Regions from separate parts of the Mus musculus genome. Here all the other regions are linked to region 1. A link is a loop called in an ENCODE intact Hi-C map of the cell type or tissue named here. Cell type or tissue: left cerebral cortex. All regions are shown on one strand.

Region 1 (5,000 bases):
TGGCTGGGGGTTGGGGGTATCACTGCAGTGAGGGCTCCCGGCAGCAGAAAACTCAAAGGCCCCATGAGGCTAGAAGTTGCTCACTCATGTAACTGAAAAGTGGGTGCTGCTGCTTCCCTCCCCACAGGGACCCTGTACAGGGCCCTGCTTGAATGTCCTCCCCGTGTGGAGGCTAGCTTCCTCAGAGGCAACCAACAAAGGCTAAAACAACTAGGATTCCAGCAACACTCCATCAGTCACAAAGTCTGTCCTTGACCCACGGTGGTGGCCAGGACCCAGTGACAAGAACAGCAGGGTTTGAAGCTTGTTGGAGCTGGCTACACACTCACATTCTAAGGTTTTTCATCAAACATGCAAGAGGAGAGCAGAGTAATTCCGATACGTGTGTGTGTGTGTGTGTGTGTGTGTGTGTGTATTCATCAGGGAAAAAAAATGCCCAAGATCTTTACTAGAAACCCTCCAAGTGGCTCTCTCCTAGACCCTATGAAGCAAGATAAAAGCACAAGCCAATGCTCTGGCAGCAAGAGAAGCTTGAAAGATGGACACCACAGGAGTCTACCTCTGTCCATGAAGAAGAAAATGGTTATTGGATAAACCAGATGTGGTGACACATGTCTATGATCTCAGTACTGGAAAGTTGGAGGTTGGAAGATCATATCAGAAATTCAAGGTCATTCTCAAACACATAGCAAGTTCAAGGCTGAACTACCAGAGACCCTGTCTCAAAAAAAAGGGAAGCTGAGGGACTGGAGAGAAGCTCAACTCAACAGTTACAAGTAGCCACTGCCTATTCACAGAACAGGAGTTATATCCCCAGCACCTCCATCAGGAGACTCACCACACCAGGGATCTGACACCCACTTTTGGTCTCTAGGGCACTGAACTCACACAAGCCAATTATACAGCCACACACACGTAGGGAGCTGGGGAGGTGGTTCAGTGGTTGAAAGCACTGGTTGCTCTTCCAGAGGACCCAAGTTCTGCTCTCTGCTTGCACACAGCACCTTCCAACCATATGAAACTCCAGTTCTGGGAGGACTTATGACTTCTTCTGTCCTCTTCAGGTACTGCACATATGGCGGGCAGCCATATATGCATGCAAAATACAACACACATAAAATAAAAATATATAAATTTTAAACAAAAATAGGACAGTAAGATGGCTCAGTCAGCAATGGCACTTCCTGTGCAAGCCTCGCAAGTCTGAGCTCAGTGTCTAGAACCCATGTAAATGTAGGAGAAGCGAGCTAACTCACAAACATATCCTACCGGCCTTCAGATGCACACCTTGCCATTCTTGTATGCACATATCATGTGTACGTATACAACAATTGAAAATAACTTTTAATTAATAACAAAAAATAAAAATAAAATCTCCCCAGGTGGTATTGATGCAAGCCTTTATTTTATCCCAGCACTTAGAAGGCAGAGGCCAGCCTGGTCTACAGAGTGAGTTCCAGGACAATCAGGGCTACACAGAACCACCCTATCTTGGAAAAAAAAACAATAAAGTAAAATCTCTAGGCAGATTCATATATACATATATAAGCCAGATGTGGTGACACTTGTCTATAACCCTATCACTTAGCAAGATCAGGAGTTCAAGGCTAAACTCAGCTACATTGCGAGTTCAAGAGTATCCTGGGCTTCTAGAGAAAAGAGGAGGGCAGAGAACGGGAATGAATATATGTCTGTTAGGTGAGGAAACATCTTCCTCGGCTGGAGCCTACAGGAGCCTGAGAAAGTCAGTTGCCTACAAGGAATGAACAGCCATATTCCCTGGAAAAGGAGGTGTGCTCTTAACCTCCTAATGCCTTTAACCCAAGCATTTGGAAGGCAGAGGCCAGCCTGGTCTACATAGCAAGTTCTAGGCTAGCCAAACCCATGTAGTGAGACCCTGTCTCAGAAAACAAAACAAAAACAAAAGAACCAAACGTTATGGTGTGGATTCCCAAGGAAGAAATCTGAGGTGGCAGAAACCAGTTGTGGTTTTCAGCAGGGGTCCTGATGGCATAAAGGGTACAGCAGAAGCAGCTGTTGAAAGCTGAGGGTCACAGGATTTCATGCCCGGGGTCCTCCTAGCTGACTGAGCACAGCAGAATTGCAGACAGTATCTTTCATCAGGGAGTCCTGTAGACAGATTAATTCCAGGTTTCAGTAGAGAGCGACATCCTGTGGCCATTAAAAGCAATGTCAGCCAGGACGTGGTAAAATGTGAGAAAGTTTCTTAGTAAATTTAGAGTGGTCTTAAGATGCTGTACCTCGGGGGCTGGTGAGATGGCTCAGTGGTTAAGAGCACCGACTGCTCTTCCAAAGGTCCAGCAACCACATGGTGGCTCACAACCATCCATAACAAAAATCTGAAAACTTCTGGAGTATCTGAAGATAGCTACAGCGTATACACATATAATTAATTAATTGATTAATTAATTAATTAATTAATTTAAAAAAAGCAAAAACAAAAAAAGTCTACATTCTTTCCTGCTGGCTGGAGAGAGGTCAGTTAAGAGCACCTGCTGCTCTTGCACAGGACTTTCACAGTTTCCGGCACCCCCATGATGGTTCACAACCACCCATAACTCCAGTTCTCCCACATCCGATGCCCTCTTTTGACCTCCACAGGCAATAAGTATACATATGGTGAACATGTACACATGCAGATAAAACACTTACACAAAAAATAAATTTTAAGCTGGGCGGTGGTGGTGCACGCCTTTAATCCCAGCACTTGGGAAGGCAGGCAGATTTCTGAGTTCGAGGACAGCCTGGTCTACAGAGTGAGTTCCAGGACAGCCAGGGCTATACAGAAACCCTGTCTCGAAAACAAAAACAAACAAACAAACAAATAAATAAAATTTTAAAAAGAAAAGAAATTTTAAAGTCTAAAATAAAAAGAAAGATATATGGTTAATGGTGTCAGTAAGGCTACTACATAGAGAGACCCTGTCTCAAAAATAGATAAGCTGGGTGTAGTGTGCAGACCTTTAATCCCAGAATTTCACAGGCTGAAGCTAGCAAATGTCTGGAAGTTTGAGGCTAGCCTGGTCTACATAGAAAGCTAATGACATCCTGTCTCCTTTTTCTTTTTCTTTTTCTTTTCTTTTTTTTTTTTTTTTTTTTTTTTTTTTTTGAGATAGGGTTTCTCTGTATAACCCTGGCTGTCCTGGAACTCACTTTGTAGACCAGGCTGGCCTCAGTTGTATCAGCAATTTACTCCATAAATGCCTGCTGCTCCCAGCCTTGGTCTGTGGGCAGTGGCTAATTCAGAGACTCATAACTGGTCCAAGCGCTGAGAGGAGACTGCAAGGCACTCAGCCCTAAGTGGGTTGAATCGACCCCTACTCCGTTTCCAGGGCTCCGGGAAAACTTCAGAAGAGAGGCTGTGAAGAGTGTAGGAGCAGAAGGATGGGAGCGAGGCTGTGAAACGCTGTCCCTTTGACACCACACAGGTGTTAGATTCACAGATTCACAGATACAAGGTTTAACCCATCAAATTCTAACACAGATGAGGGAGGGGCTCACAAGACCCCACCCCTGGTTGAAGACCTGTTGTCAGTTGATGGCTACTAAAAAAAGAGTCATTTTTCTTTGGGAGTATTACCGCTGATAGATTACTAATGTTCCAGTGAATATCCCAAAACCAAGAACACACAGGCCTCAGAGAGTTACTAAAGAGAAGAAAACATGGAGCTGGGAAGCGGTTCAGGAGAATTGGAGGCAGGGGGCAAGGGGTGAATATGATCAACAAAAGTATGTAACTTTGGCCTAGAGAGATGGCTCAGCGGTTACGAGCGCTGACTGCTGAGGTCCTGAGTTCAAATCCCAGCAACCACATGATGGCTCACAACCATCTGTAATGGGATCTGATGCCCTCTTCTGGTGTGTCTGAAGAGAGTGACAGTGAACTCACGTACATAAAATTAACGAATAAATCTTAAAAGAGAGATACATCTCCTCTTTTTAAAAAAGTGACTTTTTCAAAGAAATTTTAAAATTATATTAATTAAAATAAAACCATCTCTAATTTCTATGATGGTCACAGCAACAGACCCGGCCATATGGTTTTCCTCCCTGGCTTCCTTGCCATGGTCTCTGTAGGCTTCCTAGTCATCCCTAATTTTCCTAGGACTTGGATAGTAGTTTACTCTCTTTCTATCTTCCCTGGTGACCCATTCAGGTGATATCACCAGCCACAGAGATGGCCCTTTCACCATCTGGACCTCTGGACCCTCTTGTAAACAATCACGTTACCCTAGCAATCCCATGAGGATTACCCACATCAGCACCACCTTTAGACTCATGACTTAAAGCACATACTCCCCCGCCCCCACCCCTCACCCCCAGATCAAAACGCCCCATCGCCCCATCGTTCTCCTCCCTACACCGTGGCACTCTCCTTAGTCCTACTACAGTCCATGGGAACCTCGAAGCTCCTGAGCGCATGCCATGGTCCCTAGCCATCAGGACCTGTTTTCTCACTCCCTCTTTTGCCGATTCATGATAGGTCTCTATCATCACCCATAGCTCTTCTCCCAGGTTTCTCCTCCCTTGGCTGATCTGCCAAAGCCCCCGCCCCAGCCCTCCATTTCACACCTGCACCCACACAGCTAGATGGAACCAAAGAGGAAGAACAGACCGTGCTTGCAGGGAACTCATTGTAAACTCATCCCACGAAACTCCAGCAGGTGCAAGGCAGTGCCCAGAAAACTCCCTCCCTCCCCGGGAGGCTTGCCTTCCCATCCTCCGCTCCACTGCAGCAAGTTGCCTGTCCTCAAAGCCCCTCCACTGCCGCTCTGCACTCTCTGGGGAAGGAAAGAGGAAACACACAGACAGACAGACGCCTTCACCTTCCACCAACTCATCTTAGGCCCCTCCTGTGTCCACCTCAACTCCCCACTCTTCTCTCCTCAGCTACTCCTTCCCACACGCCTACTCCATTGTTCCACTCTGTTGGTCTCCCTCTTCCCACGCGTCATTCATCAAGCTCAGTGGAACACCAT
Region 2 (5,000 bases), 95 kb before region 1:
CAATGGCTGTGTCTAACAATCGGCTCACACAATTCCTAAAAATTTAACAATCGACTCTCATGAGCCACTCTAAGCCAGCTCCCCACGCCAACTTCCTCATCTGTAAAATGAAGATAAAAATAGCTGCTGCTCTGGTGGCTTGAGTATTGGATGAGACAGTGTGGGGGAAGGTGCTTCATGCCCTGCCCTCCGAGGCGCAGGCTGGGTCAACAAGGCTCGTGTTTACATTAGCCAGGGCCAGTATTATTTCCTTACATCTACAGAAAGAATGCTTTCTTGTCAGCTCTGCCTCCTAAGACCTGCCCAAGATCAGATCAGGATGTGGACGAGGAAAAGCTTAGTCTCAAAGGGCTTACACATGTTTAGAGGGGAAGAGGAACAACTGCCTTCTGTATGCCAGTCTGAACTGGGTGGGGAGTGGGCAGAGACAATCTGAGTAGGCAGTGCCTCTTGTCTAGCCAAAGTGCAGGTCCTACCATGAATTGCACAGCTTGATGTACTTAAAGCCTGTGAATCAGTAAGGGTCACCAAATCCTGCTAATGTCAAAGTGGGTAATGAAACGTGCCTAGGAGTTCACCATGATGACAACACATGCACACACACACACACACACACACACACACACACACCACTCTCTCGCTCCCCCTCACACTATCTCTCACACACAGTCACACACACGCACACATGCACACATACTCTCACACACACGCACACACACTCTCACACACACACATTATCTCTCATACACAGTCACACACATGCACACATGCACACATACTCTCTCACACAACACACGAACACACACATACTCTCTCACACACACATACTCTCTCACATACATACTCACACACACATGCACACACACATACTCTCTCACACACTCACACACACATACTCTCACACACACACATACTCTCTCACACACATTCTCTCACACACACACACTATCTCTTACACACAGTCACACATACTCTCACACACACACGCACACACACTCTCTCTCTCACACACACACACACAAGCACACACACATACTCTCACACACACTGACACACACACACACACACACACAGAGGCACGCACACACTGTCACAGGCACGCGCACACTGTCACATTCACACACACATTATATAAATTTCAAGTCTTCTAATCATATTGTACGATGGTTAATGAAGCACGATGCTTATTGTTAATAACGCCTGCAGTTGTCACTGATGGATCAGTTATGACAGACCAGGCCCTGGACACACACTTGGCACATGCATTCATCATTTCTGTCGATTCTCTCTCTAACTTCATCTTACAGAGAAGATGACCCAGCTGAAAGAAGTGATGTCACAGGGCAACTGTATGTCTGAGTCAAAATTAAACTGTAGTTTAGCTGACTCTGAAGCCCTCGCTTTAAATCATATCACTTGATGCTAGACTGGGAAGAGGATGGTCCCCACAGACGCCCCTGACGTCAGAGAATATTCATGCTATACTGGGAACAGCAGGAGATGGGTCAGGCTGCAGCGTGAGAAGGCCACAGGGGGACACACGTCCCTAGAGACCAGGACTGGGCTTACATTCTGAGGCCTAGCATGTCCCATCCCACCCCTGTGAAGGGAGTGCTTTCAAAAGCCCTCACTGAGTGACTGAAGGAACCTGAGGCAGGCACCTGGACCTTGGCCACATGGCACCATTTTCAGCAGGGCCGTCTGGCTCTCCCACTCTGGCTTTTTGCTCCTGCAGTGGGTAGGATCACTGCAGCTAGGTAGGCTCCCAGAACAGCAGTGCACGTGTTTCCACCTGCCAGTCAGGCCTGCCGTGCTCCCAAGCTCCTCCATTCCATCAGAAAACTTGAGCCCTACTTTTCTGTACCCACATTACAGCTGGAGCCACTGAGGCCCCAGCGAGTAGAGAGACTCATCCTAGATGACTTAGCCAGCTTGCCAGTCTTATGACTTCCTTTAAGAACAAAGGAATTCAGGGTCAGGAATGTGCCAGGTCACCTTTGCAGCCTGATGAGGAGCCTCCAGCTCTTCCTAGCCCTCAGGGGTATCACTGGCCAATGGCAGTCCCTGTACGCTGCTAGGATAGGTACAGGAGGAACAATCCAAGCAAAGGACAGAGAACTATATGTCCCTCAGAAACAATGGGCACTGAGAGGCCTACAGAGCCAGTAGGCAGTTCTGCTGGGAATAAAAACCAGCAACAGCTAGAAGCTTCCTGTGCTGTCCACCCCAGCCTCCCTCTTTGTGGGAGGACAGCTTTCAGACCAGACTAGCTACCCCGCCCCACCCCCAACCTCAGTGTAGGCAGAGTGGATTTCCCGGCAGTTCCCGCATACACGAGGACATCCTGTGGCCAGGGTGTGGGGAAGACCTCACTCAGCTCACGCTTGCTGAGCCCACAGGTCTAGGACAATGGAGCTGTAGGGCAAGTAGCCAGGCAGAGGGGGGAGGGTACCCAGGCTACTGTTGATGGGAGGAGTCCCAGCTCAGCATTAGAGCTCAGGCACCAAGCCTCACTCTCCTTCATAGGGTTGGCTCAAGGCCATCAGAAAATGGAAAGGAGCCTGGGTGAGGGTATATGGTATGTGTGTGTGTTTGTTTATATATATTATCATGGATAATGCACACATGTAATCCTAGAGCTCAAAAGACTGAAGCAGGAGGATTGCAAGTTTGAGCTACCAAGCAGGTTTCAGGCTTCAAAGTAAAATGAAAAGTGCTTAGGACATAGCTCACTGGCAGGGCACTTACCTAGCAAGTTCAGGGTCCTGGGTTTTATCCCCAGTGCCACAAAAGAAAAATAAGACAGATGACAGGTTGAATGACATTCCTGAGGTGACATCTACCTCCTGTGGCTGACAGAGGACTCAGTGTGCAGACATCTAGAAGGCAGGAGCAGGCCTCACAGGGGCTCTGCATGCAGTCACTCTGTGGCTCTATCCATGGTAGGAGATGTCCCTCTCACTACACGTGGGACCTGCATGACCCCAGAAACTGGCATCAGAGTAAGAGACGGCAAGGTAGGTGCTAAGAAGCCACTGTGGCCATGAAGCCTACCTCCTGCCCTTGCCTGGTCTGGCTGAACCAGGGTTGTTTCCCAAGTTCAGACTCCAGCTGGCTGCTATTTTGAGAAGACACACCACCCTCCACATCCTGTGGGCAGGGAGGATGCTCAGACAGACGTGGGTAGCCTCTGCCATCCAAGTCCAACCCAGGCCACTCCAACTGATGGGGAAGACACGAAACATACATAGCTCCACTAGTGGCATCTGGGGTCTGTCCACACTCAGCCCTCAGGCAGGAAGAACAGCACTATTGCTCTGTCTATGCTCTGCTTTGGACAGAAAGCCTGTGCTGGTGTCTCCAGCCATAGGTGGCTTTTGGGGTCTCCTGGGAGGGTGGCTGTGGGGCTGCCTAGTTGTACCCATGGAACCTTGGTCTGTGAAGCAGAGCATGTTCCTGGACTCATCAAGGTTGAGAAGAACAAGGCCTGAAGACACTGTCTGGTTTCACTCTGAGCCAGCTCTTCCTCCATCCCTACCCCATCCTGGCATTTCCTGTGGCCCCACAAACTCAAGCCCTGAGTAGCCTCCAGCCTCCTCTGCCATCCGTTCCTGCACTGGGCAACAGTGTGAACACTGATGCATACAACCACATGGTCACGCCCTGCTCTCAAGCCTTCTCTGCTGCCCTATCGATCGATCTAAGACAAAAGCCCAGGAACTTGAGCCTTCAAGCCTTTCACAAAAATGTCTTCCTGATTCTTCTGCCTCCACTTCCTCCATTCTCCCCATAGGGAAGGTCACAGCTGACCAATCACAGGTCACAAAGACCAGGTAATATCACAAACAACAACACACTGCCCCTTCTCAGTGTTGCATTGACGCTGACTCCTTCAGACTCATCTTCTAATTTATTTTCTCTTAAACTGGGTCTAGTTTACTCATGTTTTTGAGACAGAGTCTCACTTTAGCTCAGGCTATCCTTGAATTCAATCTGTAGTCCAGGCTAGCCCAAAATTCAGAGCCTTCTTAAATGCTTGAGATTTCAGATGTGAGCTACCATGCCTGGCTAGTTATATCTATTTTTAAAATCTTCTTAAAAAAAAAAAAAACAAGCCTATTATCTATAGCTCTTCAGGCTGCTTCCAGGACCAGCTGCCAGCTCTCACAAAGGTGAGTTGCCTGTGGCATCTGTATTTTTCCCCTGGTGCTGGGAATGGACCGGAAGGCCTTGTGCCTGTGGGGTAAGCACTCTACCACTACATCATACATTCTTCATGTAGTCTGTCCTGCTGTGCACTGTTCACTTCGAATGTGAGTTTGTCTTCAGGGAGAGCCGTCACTGTGTCCATGTCAGTTTTGGATCACGAAGGCTTCCCTAAAGAGCCATTTGGATTTGCTCTCACTGGGGTCCCTGGAAACAGATGGCTTCTATGGAAAAAAGAGGCCGGAGGCCACTGGGACTGGCACCAGGCTCTCTGCAAAAAGTCAGAGGCAACATCTGCTGGGAGTGGGACCTCTACCAGCTGAACTGTCTGCCAGCCTGGACAAGCTTGGGATCCGGGAGCTTGCCTGAGTCCTGGCAGGAAACTGAGTCTGTCTTGTGACCCTGAAAGTCTAAGCTAGCACCGGTCTGAGCTTTGGGTAAAAAGCCGCCAACCTGGAAGATGACCAGCAATGCACAGGGAGCTATAGAACCAGCATTCAGGGGAAGCCTGCTTTGATATCCTGTGCTGCGTGTGTTTGAAAATTTTGTGAAAATGTCATTATGAACACTGCCAAGTGCCCAGCAGATACAACTGCCCTCCGAGCTCTGAAACATGACTTCAGCTCCATCTCCCACACCAGCTTTTGACTTTAGCTCTTTGCTTCTGGCACCTGGGAATTCCCTGTTAGCTTTAGCTTTCAAGTGCAGCTATGTAATTTAAACAGGTTTTCTCTTCATATTTTCTTGAGCTTGGAGAGCAAGGTGTGGGTGGGTGGGGGCGGGGCTCTGATATC
Region 3 (5,000 bases), 74 kb before region 1:
GTGGGTGTACATGCAAGGTGGGAGAGGGGCAGAGTTCTTTCCTTCCACTTGACACAAAACTATCCAAGATAGGAAAAGACTAAGGCCCCCAAAAGAACACCCAAGTACCCAGGTGGCATGTGGTTGTGTGGTTTATGTCAGGGCTCTCTTTTCCCAATCATCCCTGAGTTTTCTTTAGTGAGGCACAAAATATCCAAATCATCTCTCTTCCCCTTTCCTCTCCCCTCTTTCATATTAGGTTGTGGGATAGAATGTTGGGTCCCCCCCACCACACACACACACAACTGCACTCCTCCACCGGGAGCCCCGGAGACCAGCCTAACCAGTGTTTCTTTTCAAAGCTACATTATCCTCAGGCAGGGCCAGCTCTAGGACAGGTCCCTACGTCTTGACCCCTGTGAAGACAGGGAGAGACGCCAGCAGAATAGAATCCCAGAGTCACATCCACACTAAGAGGCCCAGGGATCAATCAATTCACAAACGGAAACAGACCTAAACACAAGCTGAAACTGGCCCAAGGTCACACACACATTAAGCACATTCAGGATAGAAACCCAGTTGTATCCATTTCAGTCTCAAACCTGGGGTTGAGTCGCAGAGATGCTCAAGGAGCATGAGGCTGCCTCTCTTTAGACCAACCCCCCCAGCCCCCGCCCCCAGGCCTATGCCCTGCTCCAGGCTCCAAGCGCCATGGAGCAGAAGGAGGCGTCTCCAGGCCTCAAGCCAGGGCCAGCTGCAAACCGCATCCTGGGTCCCCAGGCGGCACGGACCCGCCCCGCCCCTCCCTCGGCTCCCCGCAGGCCCGAGCCTTTGTCAGCCACGCGCTTACAAGCTCACACACACATATCCGCGCTGCCACGCGCGCGCACACTCCGGCTGCCTGGCGCACACCCGCAAGAGGCGCACACACTGGCCGCACGCATGCAGGGGGGTGGCTGAGACCGAGGAAAGAAGGAACAGACGGGCCGTGCAAGCACAGACGGCCTGGACTAAGGGAAAAGGAGGAGAGGCCGGGGAACCTGCGGCTGTGGAGGAAGGGGGCGCACAGGCGATAAGGCAAGAGAGACGCAGAGGAGACTCTGGGAGGACAACGGATGAGCCGTCAAGGGCTTGGCGAAGGCTCACAAGCTGCTCCAGGGGTGGAAACTCCACCAATCCCTAACACGGGGAGCGTGGGGTGCTTTGGATTGGACCCATGGAACGCCAAAGCATCGCTTGAACAGAGGGTCCTTAGGGACTCTCCAGAGGGCTTGGATCTAGGGAGCTGGCAACCAAAAGCTCCCTAGGGCATCTGGGATGGAAGGGCCCTGGTCCTCGGGCTAGATGGGGCATTTGCTCACCTGCCACAGTGTACCTGTCCAGGTAGTTGAGCACGTTGCCTAAACTCAGGATGGCAGCAGCTGCCCCCCGCCCTCGGCCTAAGCTGGCCGGTTTGGGCTGCGGCGCGCTGGGGCCCTTGGCAGCTGCTGCGCAGCCAGGGGTGCTGGGGATGCTGGGGAGTCCGGACGGGACCCGCCTCACGCTGCCGGACAACGTCTGCACCTCTTCGTCGGCGGACACGACTCCAGCGCCCCCAACACCCCGCGCCCCGCAGCAAGCGCTACCTCCAGCCCCTGGCTGCGCCCCCCGGCGCCGGCGCCGCCGCTCGGCGTCCGCCTCCTCCTCCTCCGCGCCGCCCGCCGCCGCCGAGGCGCATTCCAGGCACATCATGCCGGCCCGGGCCGGGGCGGCGGGGGGCGCGGGGGGCTCGGGGGACGCGAGGCCCAGCCCGGGCCCGCTCAGTGCGTGCGCGCGCCGCGGAGCCGCCGCTGCACCATCCCGGCCCGGCCCGTCCGCTTCTGCGCTCGGGCTCCAGCCCTGGCTGCGCCGCTGCTACTGTTCAGTCAGTGAGACGCGCGGCCCCGGCGGCTCTGACAGCTGCGGCCGGCCCCGCCCACCAAGCTCGTGTGCCCAATCACCTCCGGGCTCAAGCCACAGCCCCGCCCCGCACGTGCTGCCCCGGGGGGTGCGGGGGCGCCTGGCCGCACAGCCCCACCCGCCTGACGGGGGCGCAAGTCACGCAGTAGCGCTGCGGCCACGGAACCCTCGGGGATCAGGAAGCGATTGCGGGGAGCTGCAGCACCGATTAGGATTTAGGTGAGGGAAGAAGGGTACCCCAGACCCTACTCAACTTCCACCCTGCCCCTGCGATGGGAGAGGACCCCTGGCTGAGGCCGAGGAAGGCCCATGGCTTAAGCTACGCATTAAAAAAAAAAAGTCTCAGATGGTCAAAACTGGGGAACCTGTTGTAGAGCTGACTCCAACAGTTACTCACCTTAATTCAGTCTGTTTAGGCAGCGCTGCCTAAGAAACATGATTGGTGGACCCAGGACACAGACCTCATGAAGGTCCATTGCTCTCCTCTATAGAGAAGCACCTCCATGCTATGACCTGGGCTCACTCTGACCATATCTCTACCCCCCATAGAGTGGAGCTTGTGAGAACCAGGGCTCGGATTAGAGCCCAAAAGAACCAGGAGGGCCTCCTCAATGCCAGGCAGGGTGTCCTACACCTGTAACCCCAGCGTTTGGGAGGCTGAGTCAGGAGAGATCCAATCTCAGACAAACGAGAAGGAGAGGGGATGGAGCAGAAAAAGCCTTTGAGGGGGGTACCATCTCCCCAAAACCCTTAGTGAAAGTTGGAAAGCTGGATCCTAGCCTATATCTGCTCTTGCGTGTGGCTTAACATTGGACGAAACCTCTATCTTTCTGGGTCTTTGTTTCTATTGGGGGAATATAGTCCAGGTAGTTGAGCACGTTGGGGGGGGGGGGGTTGTCAGTTCTGGAGAATGGCTAGGTAGCTTCTGTGTAAAGAACAGTCTTCTCTTGTAAGTCCATCATTTGGGAGGCAGAGGCAGGTGAAACTCCGAGGTTCCAGGCCAGCGAGTCCAGGCCAACACGTCTCTAAATAAATAAATATGTAAAAGGAAAGAAAGAAGTTAAAACCCAGTATAGCATGTTCTCCCTAGTATGTGCCAAACCCTTGGTTCAAATGAGAGAGTCAGGGGAGACTTAATTCAGCCCCTCAGATATCCAGTGGTTTCTGTCTGTTTCACAGACAGACTTCAGGTCACCAAGGTGACCCGTCATAAACAGACAACTAGTCAATGGTCTGGTTGGTACGAAGCCAGGGCCCTGAAATCATCTTGCTAGTGCAGGCTGCTCCAGAGCCCACGTCCACAACAGGAACATCTTGTGAAGGTGTCAACCACAGTGAGTCATGGCATAGCCAACGGATGACAAAGCATAAGGCACTCAAGCACACACACACACACATACACACACACACACACACACACACACACACACACACACACACACACACGAACACACACACACACTCCACTGTCTTAGTGAGCAGAGTTAATCCCCAAGCTGGTGTTTCTTGGCGCCTTCAAGGTGTCTTTTAAATTCTGTGAACTGACTAAAAATATGCTTCGGCGTGTTGAGTATGAATGACTGTGACGGAAGGTTAGGAAAACAGATTTCATTCTGAAAGTTGCCTGCTGCCTCTTTCCAGCTGGCTGGATTCTGGCCTGTAAAGTCAGTCGGGGGGCGGGGGTGGGGGGGGTTTCAATGCGTGGCCAGGGATAACAGGTGATTAGCAGACAAGCACAGACCCAGAAGCTCCATGGGGCCAGATCTGTGTGGCTGTGCCAAGCGAGAGGACCATGTCTGCTGTGGATGCTGCCCAGCTGTGTATCTGTGAAGGAGGCTCTGCACGATGGCTTTGCACTCTACCCAGGCTGCGTCTCAATTTCCCACCCCTGAACTCTCACCCTTTCACAACCCTGGCCTGCAAGGCCAGTTTTGGTTTTGATCCACTGCCCTTCATCTCCACCCCTGGTTGAATTCTAGAGTAGGAAAAGAGGGCAGTCTTTTGAGTCCTTCATATGTGGGGCCACCAAGCAAGCCATCCATTCCTATTATGAGACTTCTAACTTAAAGGCAGTTTCTGGAGTTGATCCTGTGTAAGATAAAGGGCCCCAACCCATGGGCAGGGCGATAGAAACAATAAGCTCTTTCTGGCTGTGTGGCTGCGCACAGATGAGGGCTTTGTGAGAACTCCTGGCAGCATCCTAAGACCATAGGATGGGCCTCTGGGTATTGTTTGTTTTGGAGAGGGGTTGAGGTAGAGTCCTGGCTGTCCTGGAACTCACTGTGTAAACCAGGCTGACCTCGAAACTCATAGAGGTCTGCCTGTTTCTTCCTCCCAAGTGCTGGGATTAAAGGTATGAGCCACTATGTCCTTCAGACCTGTGTGCTATTATTTCTGTCTCTGTGGCAAGGATACTGAGAGACTCTGGAGAAAGAAGCAGTCTGCCCTCCTAAGCTCCTAAGCTCTCTTATGGCTACCTCCTAAGTCAGTACCTTCCTGGTTAGCCATCATTCTACCCACATCTTCTTCAGAACTCTTTTCTTCTGGACAGGATGAGAATCTGAACTCAGCAGTGGCTCCAGGACCTTCTGATATTCATTCATCTGCTCCACACTGTAACTGCCACACAAGAGCTAGCACATACCTATAATCCAGAACCAGAGAAACTGAGGCTGGAGGATTGCAAGTTCCAGGCCAGTGTGACCCACACAGTGTGACCTTTTCTTAACAACAAATTCCAAAACAAGTTAGGTCAGAACATTAGGTGCTATTACTCCAAGGATAACTATATTTGGGAAACGGTAGGGTAAACAGAGATATTTCCTTATTGAGAGACGTCTCAGATCCTTTGCTATGACTGTGCTGGCTAAATTTATGTCAACTTAACACAACCTACAGACGTTTTGGAATAAAGAACCTCAACTAAGTAACTGCCTCCACTAAATCGGTATGTGGGCAAGCCTGGGGTGCATTTTCTTGATTAATGATTTATGTAGGAGTGCCCAGCCCACCATGGTGGTGTCATCCCTGGGTAGGTGGCCCTGGGTGCAATAAGAAAGCAGGCTGATCAAACCACAAAGGAC
Region 4 (5,000 bases), 130 kb before region 1:
GGAGGTAGAGGCAGGCAGATTTCTGAGTTCAAGGACAGCCTGGTCTACAAAGTGAGTTCCAGGACAGCCAGGGCTATACAGAGAAACCCTGTCTCGAAGAAAGACAGACAGACAGACAGAAAGAAAGAGAGAGAGAGAGAGAGAGAGAGAGAGAGAGAGAAAGAAAGAAAGAAAGAAAGAAAGAGAGAAAGAGAGAGAGAAAGAAAACAAAAGACAAAAGGAAGGAAGGAAAAAGAAAAGTAGGAGAGAAAGGTAAACAAGACTTCTCTGGCTTCTTCCCAGATGCCCTGACTGTTCCGCACTCCAGCTGCGTTCTGACTCTAAACGTTAACCGGTCTTACCTTGTTCTGAGCCTTGCTTAAGACACACAATGTGTGCCCTTTCCTACCTGGCCTCTTTCACTCCCCATGTTCCCTCTGATTCATGTACAATATTACACATAATTGTCTCTTGTTCATTCTTTCTGCTGCAGATACCCCAGTGCCTGAATAATGGCTTGCACGGTTTTTCCTGACAATGGTGTTAGCATAGTTTCCAATGTGGGACTGTTGCAAATAGCACTGCTTTGCCCAGGAACAGGTCCTTGATGTGAATGCCAGGAAGAAGGTTGGAACCGTGTTTTCCAGACTGTTTCCCCACAGAGGTCTCTGACTCCGCCTTCTGGACAAAAGCCACATGACACATCCAGGGATGGCCCTCACCCCCCAAGCTGTTCGCCAGATTTCATAGTAGCCCAAGATTGGACCATGACCCTCCTTGGAAGCCACACCCCCTGACAATATAACCTGGTTGGTGGTGCTAAGCCACACCTAGGCTACCCTTTGTAACCATAGCTCTAATTCATGTCCACGATTCCTAGAGACCTGAGTAGCTTTGGGATCTCAAAGGTAAAGAGAGACTCCACTCACCCCACCTCTTAGTCTATAGCTATAGTGTTGGGCTCCTCCTAGACCTGTATAAATTGTGACTCTGTATGGCAGCTGCTCGGGGAACCTTTATAAGAGCCCCGAGTCCTAACGAGGCAGGCTCATAGCAGCCTTCCCAGCCCCGCCCTGCCCAGACCTGTTCTCTGTTTCACCACCTCCATTCCCCAAGGCCACCCAGCACCAGCCACAACCTGCTTGCTTGCCTCTCTGGCAGTGTCAACTGTCAGGGCTCTCGGCAAAGATCTGGGGTAGCACGGGCCATGGATGCCACCACAGGACCTGTGCACTATCACAAGCTACAACTCTGGGAGCCTGGCGTGGAGTCAGAGGAGGAGGAGGAGGAGGAAGAGGAAGAGATAGCAGAGCCACTGGTCCTCTCCCTAAGGAGACTCCAAAATACCCCCCGGTGAGTCAGCAAGGGCCTGGGGACCTCCATAACTCAGGCTGGACGGCTGGCAAGGTCCTCTCTCTGGAATCCCTAAGCTGGGTCAGGCAATCTCACACTTGGCTGAGCATCAGGGACTTTCTAGATGAGTTTGGGGGGAGGGGAGCTCTAGGCTGCAGATCCAACTTGGGACTGAGCCAGTCAGTCAGAGGAAGGTCTGTGTATCTTAAGAGAAGACATCTTAGACATCTGTATCAAGCTGGACCCAGTACTGCCCCAGCTCTCCCAGCCTCACCCCAGCTCCATGCCATAGCACCTGCTGGACGGGTTGGGACTGGGCTACACCTGGATGAACCCTGCTCCTCAACCACCTCTCCCCATGTGCCAAGCCCCTTCCAGGTCTCCCTCTGACTGACTGGCCACCCCTGCCTCCTCCAGCTCTTCTGTTAGACACTCTCTCCAAGCCAGCCTCAGTTTCTCCAACTTTTTCCTACCTCTGTGTCTTTGCCAATGCAGTGCCCTGGGCTCTCTCTCTCTCTCTCTCTCTCTCTCTCTCTCTCTCTCTTCTCTCTCTCTCTCTCTCCAATTTATACTCTTGCAAAATCAAACCTTTGGGGGAAACATTCCTTGGGTCTTCTTGGGGTTCCTGGGTGCTCCTTTACCCCATCCCTGGCTCAGGACTCCCCTTTCTGCAGGAACGAGGTTGGTGGGTTGCCAGGAGCCTGGGCCCGCCTGCTGGCAGGCTTGTTGCTGCTGGCTGTTAGCAGCTCTCTGGCTCTGAGGCAGCTGCACAGTAGGGACAGCCCAAGAGGAAACTTGGGCTCTGTGGCCCCTCCAGCCAGCAGACACTCCCATCGCCCTGGTGTGTACCACCACAGCGCCATTATCAGCCCGGCAGGTCAGTGTTTGGGAAGGGGCTAGGGGTCAGTGGTTCAGGGCACCTCCCCATCACACACAGACCTTTCCTTACTGCAGCCACATGTTCCCAACTGGGCCAAGAGTTGCTTGTCGCTGGGGGCAATGTCGTGGATGCTGGAGTTGGAGCAGCTTTGTGTCTGGCGGTGGTACATCCTCATGCAACAGGCTTAGGTCAGTGTAATCTGTGGGCCCTGAACCTCAGAGCTTCTAACCTGGGGCCTAGTTAGTGACCTGGAACTCATTAGGGCAGTCAGTGGCCATTACCTCAAGACTAGCTAGTGAGCAGGACATGGGATCTGAGCACCAGGCCTAGTCTTGAGTAACCTTTGACCCTGGTCAGCAACTCCTGATTTCAGGCTTAGTCAGTGACCTCTATTGCAAGCAAGACAGTGATTCTCTACCTGGGACCACTGGAGGATCTTGACCCCAATTCTGGCCAGTGCCTCTGATCCCCATGTGACCTCTGTCTCCCAACAGGTGCCACATTCTGGGGTCTCTTCTACAATAGCTCTTCAGGAAACTCAACTGCCCTGACAGCAGGCCCAACCCAACTCCTGGCCCCCGGCCTGGGGCTGCCCACGGGTCTGCCTGCTCTGCATTTGCTTCATGCCCACTTCGGCCGCCTGCCCTGGCCACACCTGCTGACCAAGCCTGCCATGCTGGCTGAAAAGGGCTTTGAGGTAGATGCACCCCTGGCAAACGCACTAGCCATCCAGGGCACAAAGGGGCTCTGTCCATTGTTCTGCCATACCAATGGAACCCCACTGGGCCTTGGGGCTCGGGCCACCAACCCCAACCTGGCAGCTGTATTACGCAGCGCAGCCCTGGCCTCCAGCCCAGATCTCGCTGGGAAGGCCTTGCTGAACCCGCTGGTCAGAGACCTGGGGTTAGAGTTACCTTCTGCTCAGCCCGTGCCTTCCTTAGAGCCTGCGCTGCAGCTTCTTCTGCCTCGGGGGGTCCTGTTCACGACTCCTGGCCCCTCAGCAGGTCCAGAACTTGTGGAACTGCTGGAGTCTACTCTTCACTCCAGGACACCCAGCTCTGCTCCCTGCCCACCATTCCTGCAAACTGCTGAAACCCCAGTGAGCAGTGCCCTGGCCACCGTGGACAGCAACGGCTCCATGCTCCTCCTCATCTCCTCAATCAACAGTTCCTTTGGTTCTGGACATCTATCCCCAAGTACTGGTGTTCTGCTCAGCAACCTGGAAGCCAGCCCTGCACCTAGTGCCTGGGCCTGTCCACTCATCCTTCGTGACAACCTGGATGACACAGAAGCCGATATGTTGGGGATGGTGGCTTCAGGGATCTCCAGAGGGGCCAAAGCCATGACTTGCACCTTGCTCAATCATCTGGCAACACCCCAAATCCCACAGCAGCCCCAGCATCAAAGACCCACAGAGAGCCCTGGCATATGTGGCCAAGGGGCCCTACTGCAGGCGGTAGTCCATGCAGAACACGCCCATGTCTCCAGTGTCCCCAGTGGCTGCTGCCCCTTTCAGGGGTATTAACAGAGGGGCAGAGGTGTCTGGAACTTGAGAGCCAGACAGAGAAGGTCTAGCAGCAATGAATGTATGAAGAGAATGTATCTGTGAGGTGTTTGCTGCTCCATCACATGAAGCCTCCATCCTAATCTGTTACCTGGCTCTGGCTCTGGCATCCAGGGCTGGTCCAACCACATTTCCTGGTACCCACACTGATGGAATTTCTGACTTTTCTATCAAATAAAGACCAGAAGATGATGAAAAAGAGTCTGAGTGCCACTCACCTTTGGGAAAGCCCAGTGGAAGGTCACCAGCCCTTACTGAGTCTTTGGGCAGGGTGGGCAGCTCCATCTTCCACTGGACCATTCCCTGCTGATCTTTATCAATTGGACTGGAAGCTAATAAAGTTCAAATCTTCCGGGGACAGAGTGACATCTGTGCTCTTTGGCTAACTTTCCTGTTAACCTTTGCAACACAGGTGATGAACGCCAGACACAGGGGGAGGAGCCTGGGTCTGTCTCTTTCGGCTTCCCCTGCTCCAGCCACCTTCTGCTTTCTGGGGTTCCATCTGCACAAGGTAAATCTCTTAGTTTCACGTGTAGAACAGATGGCAGAGCAGAGAAGGGTTGGGAAAATGAGTAGGAGGTTCCCCTGGGTACAGAAGGGCTGGAACTGGGTTGTTCCTGATCTCTGAGATCTCTTGAATACAACCCTTTAGAAATAGTTCCTCAGGCCAAGAGCAAGGACACCCAGTAGCACTTCCCCTACCTGACAAAGAGAAAGGAAATTCTTATTTAAGGGTTTGAGGGTTTAATTTTTTTTTTTAATTAAAATGATACTTTTAGACGGGCAGTGGTGGTACAAGCCTTTAATCCCAGCACTTGGGAGGCAGAGGCAGGTGGATTTCTGAGTTCGAGGCCAGCCTGGTCTACAGAGTGAGTTCCAGGACAGCCAGAGTTACACAGAGAAACCCTGTCTCAAAAAAAAAAAAAAGATGCTTTTATCTTCTGTGTGTGTGTGAACTGCATATATGCACATGTCCCACATGCTTCTTCTGTCTGAGGTCAGAGGAGGGCTTTGGCTCCCCTGTAACTGGGGTTACAGATGTGAGCTGCTATATGGGTGCTGGGAACTGAACCTTGATCCTCTGCAATAGTAGTAAGTGATTTTTTGTTTGTTTGGTTTTGTTTTTTTTCCAGACACGGTTTCTCGGTATAGCCCTGGCTGTCCTGGAACTCACTCTGTAGACCAGGCTGGCCTCAAACTCAGAAATCTGCCTGCCTCTGCCTC
Region 5 (5,000 bases), 110 kb before region 1:
AGCAGTTCAGCTTCCGGAAGGAAGAGGAGGCAACACTTGGACCTGGTTCTTGTACAACAAGAAAACATTGCTAGGGCCCCTGCTGGGGTTAGGGTGGGAGCCAGGCTGGTCTTTAGGGATAGCACCCTCTGCAAACCCACGCCCAAACCCCCAGGGTGCCCCAGAGTTTGGTGGGGTGGGTACCACTAACTAACACCACTGAAGCCACAGCAAGTGGGATACAGCCACAGGGACTGTTGTTACCCAAGCTGGTTCTGGAAGTTTCCTGCAAGTTGTAATGGTACCCCAGGACCAGAGCCACCTTGGTTACAGCGTGCAAGGAGTGTAAAGCTGGGGATAAGTGCCCAAAGGTGACTAAGGTGGCTGCAGGGGAGTGAGGGGTTGTGTGTGTGGGGGAAGTGTGATCAAAGGCTGGGGTGAAGGCCCGGCCCCAAGAGTCAGTTGGGGTATGATACCTATAGGCACTGGTGGGCAATCTCCAGCAGTTTTATACCCTAGGCCAAGTAGTGTGGACAGCTGGGTAAGTCCTTTAGCATCTTATCTGACTCCTCATTGGAAAGGACTCTTGGGTCATCCTGCATCCTGTAGGATGAGGTGGCTTCTGGGGTACTGTAGGAGTTGGGGGGCTGGGGTAAGAAAAGGTCAAGTTCTCAGCCTACCACCAGGGCCTTCACCCCCTAGTGCCGCAGCTTTCTTTAAGGGGGTGCTCCCACCTGAGAAAACCTCCAGGCAAAGAACTAGCTGAAGACAGCAGAGATGGTATCCTGGGAGACTGTCCCAGCCAGAAACACCCAAAAGTGGATACCCAGCTACATATGCCAGGCAGAATTTGCTGTTCCCAAGGTTAGAGCCTAAGAGTGGGGAAGTGGTCCCCATACACCAGAGCCTTTGGCAGACCTCAGAACTGGAACTGAGGTCCCGAGACCTGAGCCATGTCTTCTGTGTATAGCCCAGGACCTGTTTCTTCAAAGCTGTGGAGTGTGCCTTGCATGGCACACAATGGAGGAAGCTCCAGCTCCTTGTTTCTACTGTCGAAGGAGGACGGCAGTGGCTCCCTCAAGATCATATGAGCTAAGGGCAGGCCAGAATCTCCCCAAATCCCTGCTGCACGGTGGCTTCTATCTTGGCCCTCCAGTCCCCAGCCAGGGCTGGAGTTGTGTCCAACTGAGTGGTTCCAGCACACACAGCCTTCCAGGCTAACTGAGGATGCGGCTTCTTCTTGAAGATAGGGCCACTCAGTCCTGGCGGTCCCAGGCCAAAGAGGGTGGGTACCCAACTGTGAGTTACACAGGAAGCTTTGGGACCGTCCTGCCGGTCCAGGATGCTGGAGAACCTCTCCCAACCTAAACTGCAGTTCATTGCTGTCCCAGCGGCACCTGTGGGAAGGGGTCAGGTCAGAGGTGGAGCTTTGGGTATTGTTCCAAAGCTGGCTTCCTCAGCTTTCTCCCGCCATTCCTGTGAACTTGGGGCTCTGATCCTTGTTTAACATTACCAGAAAGCTAAAGCTTCCAGGGCTAGGCCACTGGGAAGGTCAGAGACCTACACCCTTGTCCAGGAGGATTTAGGAAGACAGCAGGACCTGGCAAGTTCCAGTGCTGACCTATGCTCCCGGCCCTTCCAGGGAGGGGAGGGCACTGATTTACTGGAAGAAGGCAGCTCCCACAAATCCACAGATTCCGTGACAACATTTCAGAGGAAGAGGGCAGACCCAGGGTAGAGGGCGTGTGCTAGGGGAAGAGATGGTTTGGAAGGTGTTTTGTTCCCTGTTCCTTCAGGGCCACTCCTCCCACAGGAGTTTCCTGGCCTGCACTCACCACCTCAGACTTTCACGGATGCAGGAGGCATCACCAGCTGGTTCACCCTGAGGGAGAGACGGGCGGGGGTCAGGGTGGTACATCAGCGGGGACTGGGCCCAGGCACGGCTCTGGCACATCGAATCACTGGGGCCGGTAGACCGGAGGCGCTGGGCAGGGACCTCGTCAGCCCCAGGGGGGAGGTGGGAAAACCCAGGGGGAGGGAGAAGAGAGAGAGAGAGGAATAGAGAAAAGAGGAGAAAGAAGTCAGAAAGTGAGAGAAGGGGATGGGTCTCCCAGCTCTAAAACCCTGAGAGGAACTCCAGAGAAAAACCCATATCTACAGCTACCACAAAAGGGCCTTTGGGCCTACAACATACAAGCTAGGGCCTGGGAAGACTGGTCCTGGCCTCCAACAAATCACCTAGCCCTGGAAGTACAGAGTAACTCACTCTCTCCACACTAGGGTAAAAGCTGTCACAGTCCCTGCTTCACAGTGCGCCCACCCCAACCCTACTCACTGCTGCTCAGCCTTGGCACGGTCGCTGAGGAAGAAGAGAGCAGTGGCAAGGAAGAACATGCCACCCAGGACCACGACAAAAGGGCACAGCATGAGGGCATAGCCCAGGCTCAGGAACTCCCAGAGCGGGGAGTCCTTGGTGCTCTGGCGGATTAGGTCCGAGATCTGTGGAGATTGGGGTATGGGTGTCAGGACAGGACTATCTCCTGCGCCCCACACCAGGCCAGCCCCACCCCCAGCCACTCACAAAGCCAATGAGGTAGGGGCTTCCAGCGTCCCCCAGCAGATGGGAGGTGAAGCTCTGCAGGGCCACAGCAGTGGCTCGCCGAGTGGGGATGACCACATACTGGAGGAGAAAGGGCAGGTCAGGGCTAGAAGATCCATGCACGAGGCTCATCCCTGTGGCTAGGACACTTCTGAAACCCCCACAGCCTCAGCTTCCTGTCCTGGTATCTTCACTCCTCCCACCCAGCCCTGAACTTCCCTGCCCACCATGTAGGATTGGCAGCTCATCCCCAGCGATGGGAATCCGCACCTCCCTCCCTAGCACATTCAGCCATGAAGCACAATTTGGGTATCAGTTGGCATAGATCTTCAGACCAGAGCTCTTGGAGCATGGAGGAGCTGAGTTCAAAGGCCTGGAGGTGCTTTTTCTTTCTTTCCTGTTTAACCCGGGCTGAGCTCAGGTTGCTCTGCTCCTGGAGAGAACCTTCCGTTCTGAGGGCTCACATGTGGAGGTGTATAACTTCTAGACACAGAGTTCCAGCTTCTAGGCTTCCTGCCTTTCCCTTCTACAAGCTAAACACCTGTCTTGGTTCCCTTCTTTGAGGACTCGGCAAGGATGAGGCCGGCTGAGGTGGAGAGGATATGAACTAGAATCCTACCCCCAAAGCGCCTCTACTTGACACCGGCTAAGAACCACCAGGCCCCAGGTCGCCCTGCGCTAGACAGAATAGGCCCTGACCTTATGGGATCGAAGATTAGAGAGACTAGGACACACAGTACCAGGTACCCCTGGCCACGAGCTCCAGCCACTCTCACTGTCCATGACATCCATCATTGTGTACAGTGGCAGCAGCTGGCACCCTCAAAGTACCCTGCTGGTGGTGATAAGACAGGGAGGGATCTAGATCTAAGGATATTGCATGGCCCCATTTCCACCACTAATTAGTCACTTAGCTGGGACACTTTGTAAAACTGGGACATGATTTCCCTGGGACCCAGACCCTGCCAACAGTTCTCGGGGGACTGATGGGGAGGAGTTGTCAGGGGAGGCCATGCTGCCCAGCACCAAAGACACTTGCTTCAGTCTTGCCACCCTTCTCACTCAAGGGTTATGTAGTGACCTGTCCCTGCCCAGCCCCTTGGTGAGGCACTTAGCTGAGTCCTCCCCACCACCTCTCCATGGCTTATACATGGTTAGGAAACAGGCATTGGTGGGAGACACAGGTATGTGGGAAAGCATAGAGTGAAGCATGGCAGATTTCCTGAAAGGGAGGGACTACAAAGGCCCCCAGACCCTGGCCTCCTGGCCTGAGCACCAGCCCCTAAGCATGCCTAGGGCATTTATTCCCCTGTCCCACACTTCTCCCACTCCATCTCCAGTCCTTTGTAGTCTCCTGACTCCCATCTAGAGATTTCCCAAAGGACCAAGGGCAGGAGTCACACTCGCTCCTGACATCCCCACCCCCCATTTCACTCAGAGCTACAAGTCACTAGGCCCACAGCCCCTCCCCTGTTCCTCCTGTCCCCACCCAGGAACACAAGCCTGAGCAGGCTGCTCAGACAGCCCTTTGTTTCTGGCCTGCTGGTCTGGAGGCCATTGTTGGACCCGTAAAGACAGCCTCTGTCTGTCCAGCCAGCCGCAGGCACTCGGCAGGCACGCCTGGGACCCAGCCTAGGACCCAGCCTGAGCTGGCAAAGCAGAATGCTAGGACACTCAATGGCTGGGGGGAGGAGTCCTGGCAGGCAGAACCACCTCAGTGCCAGCCTGGCACTACCAGCCTCCTAGCCACAACCTGAGACTAGAGACAACCATGCCCCTGCCCCTCAATATCTACCTGCTCAATTCTGTTTCCAGGCCTCTCCCAGATCCGACCCCTGTATATCCGCCGTCCCCTCCCTGCCTCTGGGTTCACCTCTCCCAGCAGCAAGTACTGCTTATTCTTCACCCACCCGCCCAAGCTACCGCAATGAAATTTAGAAGCCTGGGTCAGTCAGCCCATAGTGATTGTAGCCTTCTTGGCTTACCATGAGGATGTCTGCAGTGATGGCCCAGTTAGAAAACAGCAGTGTCTCTCCAACAAAAATGCAGATCTATTCACAGAGAAGAAAGCAACCATGGAGGGCACAGGGCAGGGACACAGGACCCTCCCTATGGGGGACAGAGGGTCCAGCAAGTCAGACTGCACCTCTAGCCCATCTTCCCCAACCTCCTGTGGACTCACATAAGCGCCTACAATGCTGGTCTTGGCAGCCACAAAGATGAGGCAGATGAAGATGGCGGATCCCAGCATGCCCACAGCACACACCAATGGGTCAGCACGTTGAGTCCGCAGGCGGCACCAACGAGTGGCTCCCGCGCCCGTGACTACGCCCAGGAAGCCAGTAAAGCAGGTAATGGCTCCAAAGATGAGGCTGTGGGGACAAAAGACAGCAGAGTGTGGTTTGAGCAAGGCTAAGGTTGA

The links. A loop is a pair of places that touch in the nucleus more often than their neighbours do. Peaks named below come from ENCODE experiments on the same cell type or tissue, not always from the same donor. Only the 100,000 strongest peaks of a DNase experiment are listed, where the experiment ranks them.
Region 2: a loop joins it to region 1, with 3 times the contacts of the local background. A loop is called at or near these places in 3 of 42 quality-filtered maps.
Region 3: it touches region 1 in a loop (2.8-fold over the local background); 13 of 42 quality-filtered maps call a loop at or near these places.
Region 4: it touches region 1 in a loop (3-fold over the local background); 26 of 42 quality-filtered maps call a loop at or near these places.
Region 5: it touches region 1 in a loop (2.6-fold over the local background); 13 of 42 quality-filtered maps call a loop at or near these places.

Annotation. Positions count from the first base shown.
Region 1 is chr11:72,562,296-72,567,295 of GRCm38, forward strand. It overlaps Gm51906 (a long non-coding RNA gene), which reads right to left. Exons shown (of 4, transcript XR_003949712.1): 4 at 1,522-2,130. Among named protein-coding and RNA genes, the nearest start is that of Spns3, 15 kb to the left of the region's middle. In left cerebral cortex, a CTCF peak has its summit at 2,181 (motif pointing left); DNase peaks (open chromatin) are centred at 2,173, 4,661 and 4,926; H3K27ac peaks cover 469 bases.
Region 2 is chr11:72,467,059-72,472,058 of GRCm38, forward strand. The region is part of intron 2 of Spns2 (spinster homolog 2); the gene reads right to left. Among named protein-coding and RNA genes, the nearest start is that of Gm40194, 12 kb to the left of the region's middle. In left cerebral cortex, no CTCF peak of the experiment used is centred here; DNase peaks (open chromatin) are centred at 190, 340, 2,359 and 3,137; H3K27ac peaks cover 2,251 bases.
Region 3 is chr11:72,488,086-72,493,085 of GRCm38, forward strand. It overlaps Spns2 (spinster homolog 2), which reads right to left and starts at 1,835. Exons shown (of 13, transcript NM_153060.3): 1 at 1,341-1,835. The coding sequence starts at 1,710. In left cerebral cortex, a CTCF peak has its summit at 2,036; DNase peaks (open chromatin) are centred at 407, 915, 1,388, 1,948 and 3 more places; H3K4me3 peaks cover 2,461 bases; H3K27ac peaks cover 2,452 bases.
Region 4 is chr11:72,434,433-72,439,432 of GRCm38, forward strand. Ggt6 (gamma-glutamyltransferase 6) reads left to right here and starts at 1,094. Exons shown (of 4, transcript NM_027819.2): 1 at 1,094-1,332; 2 at 2,007-2,209; 3 at 2,287-2,400; 4 at 2,707-3,975. The coding sequence starts at 1,187. The coding sequence ends at 3,737. In left cerebral cortex, no CTCF peak of the experiment used is centred here; DNase peaks (open chromatin) are centred at 2,071 and 2,956.
Region 5 is chr11:72,451,740-72,456,739 of GRCm38, forward strand. It overlaps Mybbp1a (MYB binding protein (P160) 1a), which reads left to right. Exons shown (of 26, transcript NM_016776.3): 26 at 1-31. Spns2 (spinster homolog 2) reads right to left here. Exons shown (of 13, transcript NM_153060.3): 8 at 4,761-4,950; 9 at 4,564-4,629; 10 at 2,561-2,659; 11 at 2,315-2,478; 12 at 1,815-1,861; 13 at 1-1,376. The coding sequence ends at 1,819. Among named protein-coding and RNA genes, the nearest start is that of Gm40194, 3.1 kb to the right of the region's middle. In left cerebral cortex, no CTCF peak of the experiment used is centred here; DNase peaks (open chromatin) are centred at 2,871 and 4,171; H3K27ac peaks cover 2,701 bases.